Linked DNA regions of Homo sapiens: region 1 is linked to region 2. Evidence: read pairs that join two places in POLR2A ChIA-PET (ENCODE). Cell type or tissue: A673. All regions are shown on one strand.

The links. Peaks named below come from ENCODE experiments on the same cell type or tissue, not always from the same donor. Only the 100,000 strongest peaks of a DNase experiment are listed, where the experiment ranks them.
Region 1: POLR2A ChIA-PET joins it to region 2 with 9 read pairs; 1 of 35 experiments calls an interaction of 5 or more read pairs at or near these places.

What each region holds. Positions count from the first base shown.
Region 1 is chr5:147,635,507-147,638,006 of GRCh38, reverse strand. It overlaps JAKMIP2 (janus kinase and microtubule interacting protein 2), which reads left to right. Exons shown (of 22, transcript NM_001270941.2): 11 at 959-1,042; 12 at 1,723-1,785. All of the region lies in intron 3 of JAKMIP2-AS1 (JAKMIP2 antisense RNA 1), which reads right to left. Among named protein-coding and RNA genes, the nearest start is that of JAKMIP2-AS1, 77 kb to the right of the region's middle. In A673, no CTCF peak of the experiment used is centred here; no DNase peak of the experiment used is centred here; H3K27ac peaks cover 510 bases.
Region 2 is chr5:146,459,765-146,462,264 of GRCh38, reverse strand. The region is part of intron 4 of TCERG1 (transcription elongation regulator 1); the gene reads right to left. Among named protein-coding and RNA genes, the nearest start is that of TCERG1, 14 kb to the right of the region's middle. In A673, no CTCF peak of the experiment used is centred here; no DNase peak of the experiment used is centred here; H3K27ac peaks cover 873 bases.

The DNA of each region.
Region 1 (2,500 bases), 1.2 Mb before region 2:
GAATTATTCTCCTCACAATGAATAAGGATATCTTTCATCGCTGTTTTTATTCAACTTTGTACTAAAAAACCTATCCAGATTGTAAAACAACAACAAAAAAATGGGTTTACAGGCAGGAAACAAATTACTAAGCTAAATCACATAGGACAACAAAGTTGCTCCATACAAGATTAGTATTCAAAACTACTTACACACACAGACACACAAAATATGATATATAAAGAGAAAGACAGAGAGAAATTGATTTAGGGACTTAAATTTAGGCACAAAGTTTGCTCTGAAAGAATGGAAAGGCCGGGTGCACTTTGGGAGGCGGAGACGGGTGGATCATCTGAGGTCAGGAGTTCGAGACCAGCCAGGCCAACACGGTGAAACCCCATCTCTACTAAAAATACAAAAATTAGCTGGGCGTGGTGGCCGGTGCCTGTAATCCAAGCTATTTGGGAGGCTGAAGCGGGAGAATTGCTTGAACCCAGGAGGCGGAGGTTGCAGTAAGCTGAGATTGTGCCACTGCATTCCAGCCTGGGCAACAGAGTGAGACTCTGTCTCAAAAAAAAAAAAAAAAAAAATCAAAAGAATTTGGGGAGGCAAAATGGAACAAGGCTTTCATGAAAGAGAAATCATTCAAATAAAGAGAAGAGTGGAGAGTTACAAGGCATATTTAGGAAACAAGAATTATGCCAGCAGGTGAGGGTTTGGCTCTAGGCTGATGAGTAGTAGGAAAAGATTGGAAATATAATGGGAGTTCTCGAATGCCAAGCTAACGAGTTTGAATACTAACCTGAAAATAAAGAATGCTACAGGGAGTTTTAAACAAGAATTTAGATCAGAAAGATTCTTTTGTCATAGAAAATTCTTCTTTTTTTCCTCTCTCTCTCTCTTACTTGTTGAGTTCTAGTCAAGAAAGGTATTGAATAACCATTTTACTTGCTGAGTTCTGGAATTTTGGTTTCACCAGGCTCAAGAACAGCTCCAAGCAGAGGTGCTAAGGTATAAAGCCAAAATTGAAGACCTGGAAGCGACTCTGGCTCAGAAAGGGCAGGTAGGCATTTGGTTGCTAGCTCTTCTGCAGATGCAGACAATTCAATCTGACCTTCCTGTAGCTCACCTGTGCATGGGCCGCACCCAGGACACAGCTTGGCTCTCCACAGTGATCTTTCTCGAACTGCGTTAGAATGTTCAACTCTGTACTTCTGTCTCTGGTGTTTTTCTGGCCAGAGTATGAACCCAGCCACAACAGTGAATGAGCTTGGGCAAGAGAGAGAATGCCAGAGGAAGAGGAACCCTGTACAAATAGCCTAGAGTTGTCATAAGCTGCTAAGACCAAGACCCACCCCTCCAGCTGCGTTCTTTGCCTCTATGCTACATTTATGGTTCTGCATTTTAATGTTTTCCATCCATATGTATCTAGCCTGTGTGCATTCTGACCCTTTTCACTTTTTGCCTGTGTGGTCACTTCTGAGTCCCCAGAAGGCTGGTCCTGGATTATTCAAACTGGAAAAGGTAGAAATAGGGAGTGATGATGAAAAGGGGGTTAAATTTTCCCGGCAACTTTGGCCCCAATTTCTTTGAAGGAGCTGGCAGGGGTGGGTGCTACTTACCAGTCTTTGGCAGGCAAACAAACAGGGTGGGGAGAAGGCAGCTCTGGCAAAGTGGTTTGACAACACAGGCTCTTTCGTGCCACTCTGAAATGCTGACTGCGCGATATTCTTTGTCAAACAGGATTCACACTGGGTAGAAGATAAACAACTTTTCATTAAGAGAAACCAGGAGCTTTTAGAAAAGGTATGTTGGGCACAACACCCTAGCGGGGCAGAGGAGAAAATCATGAGAGATCCAGGAGCAGCAGGGGGTGCTCTCAGGAGTGGCACAGGGGCCAGGGGAAGGGGAGGCTTTTCCGGCACTGCTCTGTCCTCGGCTGCGTGCTCAACCGCATCCCTGTCACCGCCATCACCATCAGTGAAGTGGCACGTGTGCATGGCTCTGCGCTGGGCATTGTGCAGACTTGAAAGGATGTGATCCCTGAAACCTCCTGATTTGCTAACCATATACACTGTATATATACTGTACATATATATATACATACACGCACACACACACGTGCACATCCTGTGTAGTTGTTTATCTACAACAAAACCTCTATGAGGGCCAGGCACAGTGGCTCAAGCCTGTAATCCCAGTAATTTGGGAGGCCGAGGTGGGTGGATCACCTGAGGTCAGGAGTTTGAGACCAGCCTGGCCAACATGGTGAAACCCTGTCTCTGCTAAATACAAAAAATTAGGCAGATGTGGTGGCACATGCCTGTAATCCCAGATACTTAGGAGGCTGAGACAGGAGAATCATCTGAACCCAAGAGGCGGAGGTTGCAGTGAGCTGAGATTGCGCAATTGCACTCCAGCCCGGGCAACAAGAGCAAAACCCCATCTCCAAAAAACAAAACAAAACAAAACAAAGAAACCTCTATGAATAGAACTTGTTATTTTGTGAGAAGAAGTGACA
Region 2 (2,500 bases):
CTTTATGCCAACTTTGTTCTAAACAAAAGCACACTATTTAATACAAATCACCCAATAATCCAACTGACAACAAAATCTGTCAGTATCTTTTTCTAGCTTCTAATAATGAAAAACTCACTTAGGCTGGGAAGATGTGAGCAATTTCGTACTTGTTAATGAGGGACTCACCTTGGCTAAATAGACAGCAGGGCCAAACAAGTATCTTCAGGGGCCCAGGAATGAATTGTTGGTCTAGCATAGACCTAGCCTTAGGGTACAGTATCATATTAATATAATTTTATAACAGTGTGAAAAATACAAAGTACATGCAACATTTGCCCAGTCCCATACATATACCATTTAGCATTTGTAATCTACTATACTGGCTGAAAATGTATCTGGTCATTGTTCCCAACTTCCCTGAGAAGTAGGATTTCTTCATCATTTTTCACAAACTTGCACAAAATGAGTTTATGCTCAACTGGGATTAAAATATATTCTTAATTTTTAGTCCCATTTACCCCACAGATCTATACTGTAGCTCAGAAAATTAAAATTTAAATATTATTATAGTATTCAGATAATTGCTAAAATTGTGATCCAAAGTACTATAGTCAGGAAAATAAATAAGGGCATCAAATTTCAAGTGGAAAAGAACACCAATGGAGATGACAAAAAATATTTACAACCCATTCCTCTTACTTTCCAGCACAGCATTTTCTGAATTTGATTAGCAGCCATGAGTCACGACAGGAAAAGAACAAAAGCAATAAAATAATGGGAAACTGGGAGAATGGTATCTAAGACTTCAGTGGGTAAATTCCCACTAACTTCATTTGCTAAAGTAGCTAGTGAAGCACTAGGCCTCAAAATATACTAACCCAGCCTCAGATCTTAACTAAAAAAGACAAGTGACTATATATAATAGATGGAGAAATATTAAGATTGCAGTAAGACAACACTTTATGATACTAAATCAAGTAAAATAAAAACACACACTGGAATACGTAGACAACATCAAAATTGATGTTTAAAAGCAGTAAAAAGAATATGATTTTGCTATATTATATTTCTGGGAATAAAGTCCTCCCAATCACTGAAGAGTAAAGCAAAACTGACAAACAGGACACAAGACAGCTATGAGCTTACTGACACACTACTCTGAAAACAGACATGGACTATATATAGTATGGTTAAATTATCTAGCTCATCACCTTTCCTAAAACAAAACGAAGCACTACTATTTCTCCTTTCTAAGAACGCAGGAAAGAAAATGTAAGCAACACAGAGCCTCCACATAAAACTACATTGCTTTTATTAATCCCCTTCTCCCATTACTACCACAGGTCTCCCATAAAAACTGGTAGTCTCCTGCCTTGCCACAGAGGTTTGGGAAGCACTAAACCTATAAAAAGGTAACAACCCTTAACAGACTAGCTAGTATGACTGTTATACTTTCATATCAAAATTCACCTTCACTACAAAAGCAAACAGATTTGTAAAACACTATTCATATTTTCCTGTTCAGTACATTCCCCCGCTACAAAATGTCTAAAAACCATTAAGAGGATCTTTAAAGGCTATCCCCATATTATATGTACCTTACTTGACTGCTTCAGTTGCTTTTTATCAATAAAATAAATTCAAATTTGAAGCCAATGTGAATTAATTTCTCTCTTATACGTATTTCTTACACACTAATAATTCCCAAGTCCCTGAAGTAATCACAAAAAAACCCCACATTTTTTCTTTATTCTTATCAATTATCCTGGTAGTAAAATAATACAAATTATAATCACACTGTAGGGACAGCTGTGTATCTTGAGACAAGTGCCATAACAAATAATCAAATAAAAAAATCATTATTTAAGTACTTTCGGGCTTAGTCTCAACCTGCAGAGTAAGGAGCAACATCCATATATTGATACAAAAAAAAAAAGAAAAAAGAAAAAAAGAAAGAAACCCCCCAAAAAGAAAGCAATATTGTCACATTAATAACAATCTTTTAAGCAAATTAATAGCTGTGTCCCTCTCTTAATCTCTGAAATCTGCTATTAATCGACTCTCACCTTTTCAGAAAAGATCTACTCTTTGGGCCTCTGTGAGTTTACACCTGAAAATTCTCCTGCCTTTCTGACTGCTCCCTTCTATGGCAACTCCTCAATTCACCTACTCGCATCCCAGTCTAGAAACTATTCTAAAAGAGATTACTGAGAAGCTCCTAATAAACCTCCCTTATTTCATCACCACCCAAAAAACCAACACCAAAAAAAATCCTCCAAAATACTGCATTTATACAGGCCCCCAGTGCCTGTCTCACCTATTTGCCTAGTTCTTAAGACCCTTCAAAAAAAACACCCTCTCACCTCAGAAGTTTCCTAAAAACCCATAAACTACATTTATCATTTTCCTGACCTTTATTCATGTTGCTTCTCCTACCTGAAAATCCTTTCCTTACCTGTGAACCTGCTTAAACCCTACTCCGTTTCCTTCATGATAAATACCCATGTAGTCCACCCAC